Linked DNA regions of Homo sapiens: region 2 is linked to region 1. A link is a contact called in ENCODE Hi-C or POLR2A ChIA-PET data. All regions are on one chromosome and are shown on one strand. The core of a region is the stretch at or near the end of the contact, and the rest is flanking DNA. Distances in the headings are between cores, read along the strand shown. Region 1 overlaps LOC105371082 (a long non-coding RNA gene). Region 2 overlaps TVP23A (trans-golgi network vesicle protein 23 homolog A).

Region 1 (5,169 bases), core at 641-3,140:
TCAAAATTTAGAGAATGGGGGGCTGGGCGCAGTGGCTCACACCTGTAACCCCAGCACTTTGGGAGGCTGAGGTGGGTGGATCACTTGAGGTCAAGAGTTCGAGATTAGCCTGGCCAACATGGCAAAACCCTGTCTCTTCCAAAAAATACAAAACTTAGCCAGGCATGGTGGTGGACACATGTAGTCCCAGCTACTTAGGAGGCTAAGGTGGGAGAATCGCTTGAACCTGGGAGGCGGAGGTAGCAATGAGCTGAGATCATGCCACTACACTCCAGCCCGGTCAACAGAGTGAGTCTCTGCATTAAAAAAAAAAAAAAAAAAAAATATATATATATATATATATATACACACACACATATATATAGAATGGCACATACATACCCAGAACAGAATCCCAGCCCCGTGCAAATGACAACTTGTCACAGGTGGTGGCCCAGCTGGAAAATATTTGTTTCTTCTTCAGGGACTTCAGTCAAGAAAGCCCAGTAGTACCTAAGTTAACTACCAAGGAGAAGAGGGAGTAGAGAATGACTGCTTAATGGATACAGAGTTTCCTTTGGGAATGATGAAAATGTTTTCCAACTAAAGAGAGGTGGTAGTTGCACAACGCTGTAAATGTACTAAGCACCACTGAATTGTTCATTTCAAATTAGTTAATTTTATGTTACGTGAATTTCACTTCCATTTATTAAAAATAGGTTCCAGGCCAGGCTCACGCCTATAATCCCAACATTTTGGGAGGCCAAAGCGGGAGGATCGCTTGAGCCCAGGAGTTCAAGACCAGGCTGGGTAACAGGGAGACCCCCGTCTCTACAAAAAATTAAAAAATTAGCTGGGCATGGTGTTGTGTGCCTGTAGTCCCAGCTACTTGGGAGGCTGAGGTGGTAGGATCACTTGAGCCTAGGAAGTCGAGGCTGCAGTGAGCTGTGATCATGCCACTGCACTGCAGCTTGGATGACAGAGCAAGACCCTGTCTCTAAAAAAAATAAGTAAATAAAAAAGGTTCGACTCCCCCCTCAAAAATAGTATCCAGGGATAACTGTGCCCTAAATCTACCCCCAAGAAATTCAGGCCCTTTGAGAGGTTAAGTAACTTACTCAATGCCTCACAGCCAGGAAGAGGTTGACCCTGAAATCAGCCTGCCTCCAAAGCTCCAGTTCTTTCTACTGGAGACGGGAGAAAATGGGTTAAATATCACTCATCCCTTTCTCTCCAGGGAATTCCTCAGGAATTCCTTTCCCCTGGAGCAGTGTGACTTTATTTACATAAAAACTCTTCCAGGGACAGAAACAAGAAATGCAGACCAGTACCAGTATATTGTTGTACCTGTAACAGACCCTTTTTCTCAAAATAACCGCAATTCTGTGAAAGTGGAAGTGTTCTAGAAAATCGAGACAGAGCATCACTCCACGTGTTTGCACAGAAAGAAACAAACCTTCTGAGCAGTGCGCTGAATCCAAACGCCTGATTTCACAGGGAAGGAAGGAAAAGCGGGGTACATGAGACGTTGAAATGCACCCCCCAGGGCAGTAGGGGCATTTTTTTGAGTGAGTTTGGGATGGGGTTAGGTGGGAGGCAGGGGGATGGACAAAATGAACACCTGCCAAAGCCCCAAAGCAGTTTCTCCAACCCAGAATGCCCTGACCACCAGTGAGGGGTAGTTTCCCAACTGTCCTGGTATGAGGTTTTCTGGGGGGCCTGACCTTCATTCGAAGTTCAATGAAGCACACAGCGCCCCTGCATCAGAGATTGCTTCTGAGGGACTCAAACCTCAGCCTTGCAAAACAGCGACACTTGAGTGAACCCAGCTGGAGACAAAGGAAGTGTGAGTCAGCCCAAGAATTTCTTTTAAAAGGCCGAGTGAAGGAGGCCACAGCTGCTGAACTGGAAGACAGAATTTGCATGAGCCTGGGGCTAGGCTCTGGGCACCAACCTCCGGATGTCCTCAGGGATCTGTGAGCAGAGAGGCCTGGCTGCAAAGGGTCTGGAGGACGGCCCTTCTGCTAAGGTGTCCGCTCCCAAGGCAGAGGGCTTGGGGGAGCTGGAGGAGGCTGGGTTCCAGGAGGGGTGGCCAGGTAAGTCCTTGGGCCAGTAGGGAAGAAGTCCAACTGTGTACAAACGTTACCTCTGAGCCACACCACTACCCTGCCAGGAGGTTTGATGTGGTCCCATTTTACAGAGGGGAAGACTGAGTCTGATTTCTTCACTCAACAAGTGCTCACTGAATGCCTGGGATGCAGCGGTGAACAAAACCAACAAAAGACCCTGCTTTTATGGAGTTTATAATCTGGTGAAGGATGGGGAGAGAGCAAGAGACAATTTCGGGTGCTAAGCACATGCAGATGAAGAAAATAAACCAGGAGGGGTGGGGAGAGGGGCTTATCTGCACAGGCTCCCTCAGCTGAGACCTGAATGACAGAAGGGGCTGGTGGGCTGGGGAAGGGCCACTCCCACCAGAGGGAATGGCGAATGCTAAGGCCCTGCAGCGGGAGCGACCCTGTGTGTATGAGGAACAGAAAGGCCAGTATGGGTGCGCAGTGATGGGGGAGCAGTCAGTGATGCAGTCAAGAGGTCGGTGAGGCAAGATCAGGTAGAGACTCACAGGCCACTTAAAGGAATTTGGATTTTGCTTTAAATGTACCAGGAATGCGCATTTTTGAGGGGAGGGGTGGGGAGAGACAGAGAGAGGAGGCTGGGCACAGTGGCTCACATCTGTAATCTCAGCACTTTAGGATGCCAAAGTGGGAGGATCACTTGAGGTCAGGAAACCAGCCTGGCCAACATGTCAAAACCCCGTCTCTACCAAAAATACAAAAATTAGCCGGGCGTGGTAGTGGGTGGCCTATAAACCCATCTACTTGAGAGGCTGGGGCAGGAGAATCACTTGAGCCCGGGAGGTGGTTGCACTCCAGCCTGCGCAACAGAGGGAGATTCCATCTCAAAAAAAAAAAAAGAGAGAGAGAAAGAGAAAGAGAGAGACATGACCTGATTTTCGTTTTCAGTAGACGCCCCTGGCCGCCGCGTGGAGACTGGGCTGTGGGGGCAGAGGAGTGGAGAGACTAGCCAGGAGGCTGCAGCTGCGGTTTCACTCTACTCCCCACGGCCCGATGAGGGGAGACAAAGACAGAACTCAAGGATGGACTTGGTTTGGGACTTGAGCGACTGGGTCCATGCAGGTGTCCTTGCCTGAGGCAAGGATGGTTTGAGCCAGGGCACCCAGCCGGAGCTGGCTAGACTCCCTTTCTCCCGTGCCGCCCACCCCACAGAAGGCCCGGAGCGTTCATGCTGGCATTCAGGGACCTCCACACCCCTCCCTCCTCTTGCCTCTCCATTTTGACCTCACGCTGCTCCCCATGGCCACAGAGCTCTTGTCTCTCTCTCCTGACATGCCATGCTCAGTCCCAGCTCCAGACCTTTGCTCACGCTGCTCCTGCCTGAGGGCCCTTCCTCCTCCCTTGGCCTGAGTGGAGGCCTGAGAAGGGCTTTATAGAGCAGTGGCTCTCAAGCTAGCACCTGCCTGGATTTGAATTCCAGCACGACCACCTCCTAGCATGTGATCCTAAGCACGTTCCTTAACAGGACTCAATTTCTTCATCTGCCAAGTAAGAGTGAAAATATAAGTGCTGACCATGTGGGGTAGTTGCAGGATTAAAGAAGAAGCACTCATTCGTTTCACTCTGGGAACAAGAGAAATGTCAACCTGGTTAGCCAGTGTTACTTCCTAGTGGCACAGAAATGGCATGAGGGACTGGGCACGGGGGCCCACGCCTGTAATCCCAGCACTTTGGGAGGCTGAGGTGGGAGGATTACTTGAGCTCAGGAATTCGAGACCAGCCTGGGCAACACAGGGAAACCCTGTTTCTAGAAAAAATTAAAAAATTAGCCAGGTGTGGTGGTGCACACCTGTGGTCCCAGCTACTCTGGAGGCTGAGGTGGGAGGATCACTTGAGCCTGAGAGGTTGAAGCTGCAGTAAGTGGTGATTGCACCACTGCACTCCACCTGGGCAACACAGCAAGACCCTGTCTCAAAAAATAAAATATAAAATAAAAAATTTTTTAAAGCCTGGAGAAGCAACCGCTCTTTACTATCGCATATGGCTATATGGAAAGGGAAAAGGCTCTGGCCCACCGGGAGGGCTGTCTCCTTCATGGCCAAGTCTCCAGAGCCTCCCAGTGTCTACCCACTGGACAGAGGAACGGCCACAAGCACGCAATCATCCCTGCCCCCTGCAAGGACTTCCTACTCAGCTTTTACAGGAAGGGACTCGAAGCCAAGAGTGACACAGTGGATACACCATGGGTGGTTCCTTCCCAAGTCTTTCTGGCCAGCAGGGCCCTGGTGACATCTGAGATACTGGGTAGAGACTCATGTTTCGCTTGAAATGCAACAGGGACTCTTTGGAGGGTTTTCAGAGAGACAGAGGAGAGGCGTGATCTGATTTTCACCTTCAGTAGAATGAAAGTGAACCCACATTTCCCAGGGCAGCTCTACCCTGGCCAGTCCCAGTAATGTGACTTCCCTCAGACTCCCATGGGTGGCTTCATGCCGCAGATGCCAGGGATGGTGGGGCCTGCGGCCAGCTGGGGGCCGGGTGTCCTGCCTTCACCTACATCCCCTCTACACCCTGCAACCAGAGGCTTGAAAAGGGGAAGCCATAAGTCAGATCAAGCCTAGGCTGTGGTGCCCACTGCCACTGCTGTGGGATGTCTGCTGGAAGATGAGACCATGAGGTTTACAGGAATTGGAGCCTCTGACTAGCACTGAATGTGAAAGCAAAACTCACACGCATGCACACTCAGGCTATTGCAGACACAAGCAGACACATGGCGGCACATTCACTCCCATACACATAAGCATATATACACGCACATACACACACATGCATGTGTGTGCATGACTGCATACACAGGTGTGCATACACTCATCCACTCATGCATACACTCTGAGGCGCAGGCACACATACGCATGCACACAGACACAAAGGCTCCCAGACCCCTCTCACGTAGTCTGCCCACTTGCAACCGTAGGCTTGCTCTCCCTGGACCTCAGACCCACTCACATTCCCAGCTCCTGCCAAGAGATACACCCATTTTCCACCAGTGGAAACACACACACTCACACACACCCAAGAGCCCAGGACCATGGCCTCCAAGCAGCCCTGCACACAC
Region 2 (5,499 bases), core at 1,150-3,649, 560 kb after region 1:
TGTTTTGACATTTGAATTACTTTCCTTTAACAGGTCTCTCCGAATAGCATTGCTGCCACAGAAGCTGAAGCACGAATCTTCTGGCTGGGCCTCATAATCTGCCCCATGATATGGATTGTGTTTTTTTTTAGCACCTTATTTTCCTTGAAGCTAAAGTGGCTGGTAAGGCCAGATCTTGACTTCCACATTGCTTTGATGTCTCTGCAAAAAAAGTGTTTGCACCACTAGGCTTTTGTTGTTATTTGTTATTGATTGATTGATCAATTATAACAAGTTTATTGAGATATAATACACATTCCATACAATTTACCCATTTAAAGTATACAATTAGGGGCTTGGCATGGTGGCTTACGCCTATAATCCCAGGCCTTTGGGAGGCCAAGGTGGAAGGATTGCTTGAGCTCAGGAGTTCGAGACCAGCCTGGGCAACATAGCAAAACCCCATCTCTGCAAAAAATGCAAAAATTAGCCAGGCATGATGGTGTGCACGCTTGAGCCCGGGAAGCAAAGGTTGCAGTGAGCCAAGATTGTGCCACTGCACTCCAGCCTGGGTGCTAGAGTGAGACCTTGTCTCCAAAAAATAAAATAAATACTAAGTGTGGAATTCAGTGGCTTCTAGTGCAGTCACAGAGTTGTACAGCCAAAACCACCATCAATGTTAGGAAATTTTCATCACCGGAAGAAGCCTTGCGCCCTTTTGACATTGCTTCCCTGTGCTTCTGTTCCTCCAAGCCCTGGCACCTATTAATTTTTCTGTTTCTGTGGATTTGCCTATTCTGGGCATTTCATATAAATGGACTCACACAGGCTGGCACAGTACCTCACATCTGTAATCCCAGCACTTTGGGAGGCTGTGGCAGGTGAATCACCTGAGGTCAGGAGTTTGAGACCAGCCTGGCCAACATGGCAAAACCCTGTCTGTACTATAGATACCAAAATTAGCTGGGCGTAGTGGCACACGCCTGTAATCTCAGCTACTTGGGAGGCTGAGGCAGGAGAATCGCTTGAACCCAGGAGGCGGAGGTTGCAGTGAGCCAAGATCGTGCCACAGCACTTCAGCCTGGGTGACAGAGTGAGGCTCCGTCTTAAAAAAAATCAATAAATAGAGAAAACAAAATATTTGTAGATAGTAAAACAACAGTGTCATTTAATGAAAGTGCGGGCCCTGGAATTTGGATCCCGGCTCGACCACGCTCCAGCTCTGTGACCTTGGGCAGCTTTCGTCTTCCTGAGCCTCAGTTTCCTCTTTGTAAAATGGGATGATGATGGTGGCAACCTCTCCAGTTGTAATGATTCTGAGGTGTCCGTGGGTATTTGCAAATGCTCAGTAAATGTTGGCTGTTACTATTCTTAGGTGCAGGCTAGAGCATTTCTACGTGGCTTGAGAGGTGCATTTCTGTAAATGCTCTTAGAAAGTGACCTTTGCGTCAGATGGAGACCATCCTGGCTAACATGGTGAAACAGTGTCTCTACTAAAAATACAAAAAAATTAGCCAGGCCTGGTGGCGGACGCCTGTAGTCCCAGCTACTCGGGAGGCTGAGGCAGGAGAATGGTGTGAACCCGGGAGGCGGAACTTGCAGTGAGCTGAGATCGTGCCTCTGCACCCCAGCCTGGGCGACAGAGCGAAACTCTGTCTCAAAAAAAAGTGACCTTTGCTTTCTTTGTCTGAGTGCAGGCTCTGGTGGTTGCTGGGATCTCTCTCCAAGCTGCAAACCTGTATGGCTACATCCTTTGTAAGATGGGAGGCAACAGTGACATTGGCAAGGTCACAGCCAGTTTCCTGTCCCAGACAGTGTTCCAGACGGTGAGTAACTGAGGTCTGACTCTTGGACCACTCCTCTCCAGGTAGTCAAAGTCAAGGTGGCCTGCTGGCAACTGCGGTTTGTAATGTAACATATCCGCCAGGCTGCCAATGTTTTATTGTTTATATATTTTTTGGGAGACAGGATCTCGCTCTGTCACCCAGGCTAGAGTGCAATGGTGTGATCGCGGCCTATTGCAACCTCCATCTCTTGGGCTCAAGCGATCCTCCCACCTCAGCCTCTGGCACAGTTGGGACTACAGGTGTGTACCACCATGCCTGGCCTTTTTTTTTTGTAGAGACGAAGTTTTGCCATGTTGCCCAGGCTGCTCTAGAACTCCTGAGCTCAAGCAGCCCGCCTGCCTTGGCCTCCCAAAGTGCTGGGATTACAGCCATGAGTGAGCCACTGTGCCTGGCAGTTTTGTTTTTTAATTGTAAGATTTACATAAAATGTACCATTGTAACCATTTTAAAATGTATAGTTCTGTGGCATTAAGTATAACCACTTTATTGTGCAACCTTCACCCCACCCAGCTCCAGAACTGCTTTCATCTTGCAAAACTTAAGCTCAGTACCCACAAAACACTAACTCCCCCTCCTCCTCGCCTCCTAGCCCTAGCAACCAGCATTCTGCTTTCTGTATCTATTGGTTTGACAGCCCTAGGGACCTCCTATAAGTGCAATTATAGTTTTTGTCCTTTTGTGACTGCCATTGTTAGTTTTCAGTGATTTTTAAAAGTATAGAATTAAGGAAAGAGTCACAAACGGTTTTTCAATTTTTTTTTTTTTTTTTTTTTTTTTTTTGAGATGGGAGTCTCACTCTGCTCCCAGGCTGGAGTGCAATGGCATGTGTTGGCTCACTGCAACCTCCGGCTCCGGGTTCAAGTGATTCTCCTGCCTCAGCCTCCCAAGTAGCTGGGATTACAGGTGCATAACACCATGCCTGGCTAATTTTTGTATTTATAGTAGACGGGGTCTCTCCATGTTGACCAGGCTGGTCTCGAACTCCTTGCCTCAAGTGATCTACCAGCCTTGGCCTCCCAAAGTGCTAGGATTACAGGCGGGAGCTACCGTGCCCAGCTTGTTTTTGTTTTGTTTTTTTTTTTTAACTTAATAGATATTTCTAAAAGTGAGAGACAGAAGTCTTTGAAATTTGACCAGGTTCATCCTGAAATGGGTAGAACCGTCCTAAATTTGAACAGCACTGCTTTATGCCAAGACATCAAGCAACCAATTCCGCAGGTTTTCTGTACTTTGTGGGTTTTCTCTGGCCTTCCATCAGCAGGATCGCCCCACTCGCGTGTAAGGACAGAAAACCATGGTTGACTTTTCCCCTTGCAGGCCTGCCCAGGTGACTTTCAGAAGCCTGGCCTCGAGGGGCTGGAGATTCACCAGCATTAGGTGAGAAATGGATCATGGCACCCGTGTGGAGGAACTGGGGAATTCTGAAAAATGCAGCTCTTGGGGCACAGGGGCCCGGGGTCTGGGTGGGCTTCCCCTGTTCCCTGGGGTGGCCAGGCATGTGACCAGGCAGGAAGCAGACTGGGCAATGGGCCTGCCCTGGGCTTTGCAGCCTCATTGCTCTTGGCGTGAGGAGCTGGGGGTCGGGGGGCGAGGTCACACCTTCCTCACACTGAACATGTGCAAATCTGATCATATGTATGGTCCTAGGGAAGGGCGGGGAGGGAAGAGACAAGGGAGGGAAAGAACAAGGGGATTTGTTCTTGTTTCCCACCCACCCACTTTTATGCCCCAGAGTGGAGGGAAAACAGGAATTTACTCTTCTCCCACGTGGTCTCAGATCCTGTGTGTCTCAAACAGAGCAAGCACCTCATGGCAAAGAGGATGATCGTAGAGTTTACATCTGTCCCTCTTTTTTATATAATTAAAAAACCTGAAAGTTGGTTTGCATGACACTGGACATTACTGGATATACTGTGCACATATTACTACACAGGGAATTTACACAGACCCCACATTCTGTCTTACTGGGTGATTCAAGGACTCTTCAAGGGCTTTTTGATTTGACCCAGCTGTGTCATATGCAGTGATTTTAGAACGAAGCCCAGCCTGAGCTCTGTTGCTTTTAGATTTTTCCTCAATCTGAAGAAAAGCGTTTGGACTGTGGTGTTTGAAAACAAGCCTGTGTGTTCTGCAGTGAAGCCGCACACTCACCCCTTTGGTTCTTTTCTAGGCTTTCTTATCTTCACAGGCAGAAATGGCTTAAACGGGAGTTTCTACAATCGACTAAGCTTCCGACACAGCAGAATCCCACGATCCCACAACCCATTTGTTTTTTACGTGAAACAGGCCTCGGGGGAGAGATTTGAGGGGGTTTTATTCTTAAAACGGCACATTTGTAGAGAATGCCCTTTATATATGTTCTAAAGAAAAGTGTACAAATACTCAATGATTAAAGTGTCTCTGAGAAAGTGGCTTCGGACCACACCAGCATCTGGTCCTTTTGCTGTGACCCACCCCATCCCGGAGCTGGTCGGGTCTGGCTGGATGTGCTGCCCAGTGAGTGCCTCGCTCGGTAACTGCTTGGTCCTGAACATTCTCTCGTTTCAGGAACTGATGAGGTTCTCTTCTTTTGACTGATGGAGATTACAAAACTCTTGGATTCCTGGAAAACAAGACGACAGGCATAGAGTGCTAATGGCTTGTCTACCCCTTGACAGCCCTGTCCTGTGCTGGGGAGGGCTGTGTTTTGACAGGGGTGGAATCCTCTGGCTAGTTCCATAAAAAGACCTGTGTCTGTGATGCCCTGAGTCTTTGAAAGTGACCGGAATACCTCACACTACCCATCTTGCTCATAACCAGTGGCTGCGGCCTTCCTCGGACCATCTATAGATGGAGGATTCTGGGAATGCTGTTTCCTTACCCTTGACATCATTCTTCTAGGCAAGTAAAACCCAGCCACAAACTCAGAGACCACAGCTTTAACAAACACTGACACCTCTGCCCTAACTCTGGGGCCTCTGATGGCTGCCACTGGCTGAATGTGGCCTGCACGTGGGTTTGGTCTGGCTCAACAAAGTTTTTATTTTTATTTTTTATTTTTTTGAGACACGGTCTCACGCTGTTGCCCAGGCTGGAGTGCAGTGGCGCGATCTCGCCTTACTGCAGCCTCCGCCTCCCAGGTTCAAGCGATTCTCCTGCCTCAGCCTCCTGAGTAGCTGGGACTACAGGCATGCGCCACCACACCCGGCTAATTTTCATATTTTTAGTAGAGACAGTGTTTCTCCATGTTAGCCAGGCTGGTCTTGAACTCCTGACCAGCCTCAAGTGATCTGCCTGCCTCCTTCACCCAAAGTGCTGGGATTCCAGGTGTGAGCCACTGCACCTGGCCTTTTTTTTTTTTATCAGTTACTTTTAAAAATGAATTACTTTATCCCTTTATTGGGATGTATTTCCTAAGCCATAAATTTCACCCTCACCATGTTTTTTAAACTATGAATTAATTCACAATACTCACACATTGAGAGATTTCTCATGGACTCCTGGCTTCCTCGGCTATGGGGGCCACTCTGTGGTCATCACAGACCCCACCACCCACCTGTCCTTCCACACCCCTGGCTCCTTTATGTTGCTTCCTGCCCCACAGGCATCTGCATTTAGTACTCATGGAAATACTTACTCTGAATTATACTTCTGTAGGCTAACGTGGCTGGGGAATCTGGGGCGTCAATGAAAA

What was found. A loop is a pair of places that touch in the nucleus more often than their neighbours do. ChIA-PET counts read pairs that join two places held with the same protein, here RNA polymerase II (POLR2A). Pooled maps may share reads with other maps.
Region 2: a map with no recorded cell type shows a loop between it and region 1 (2.0-fold over the local background). The contact joins two enhancer-like sites. A Hi-C loop is called at or near these places in 2 of 37 single-sample maps with no recorded cell type and 3 of 50 pooled maps. POLR2A ChIA-PET finds 5 or more read pairs at or near these places in 1 of 52 experiments (B cell).

What each region holds. Positions count from the first base shown.
Region 1 is chr16:11,325,377-11,330,545 of GRCh38, reverse strand. The region is part of intron 1 of LOC105371082 (a long non-coding RNA gene); the gene reads right to left. Among named protein-coding and RNA genes, the nearest start is that of RMI2, 17 kb to the left of the region's middle. RefSeq lists enhancers at 1,083-1,862, 1,921-1,970, 2,861-2,920, 2,981-3,050, 3,141-3,200 and 1 more. Within about 2 kb of position 1,890, at least 20 of the 41 ENCODE cell types and tissues checked have a DNase peak (open chromatin) inside an H3K27ac peak, as active enhancers do.
Region 2 is chr16:10,767,976-10,773,474 of GRCh38, reverse strand. It overlaps TVP23A (trans-golgi network vesicle protein 23 homolog A), which reads left to right. Exons shown (of 8, transcript NM_001079512.4): 5 at 34-162; 6 at 1,677-1,805; 7 at 3,144-3,203; 8 at 4,374-5,499. The coding sequence ends at 3,203. NUBP1 (NUBP iron-sulfur cluster assembly factor 1, cytosolic) reads right to left here. Exons shown (of 11, transcript NM_002484.4): 10 at 5,443-5,499; 11 at 4,124-4,428. The coding sequence ends at 4,370. Among named protein-coding and RNA genes, the nearest start is that of NUBP1, 27 kb to the right of the region's middle. Within about 2 kb of position 2,399, at least 3 of the 41 ENCODE cell types and tissues checked have a DNase peak (open chromatin) inside an H3K27ac peak, as active enhancers do.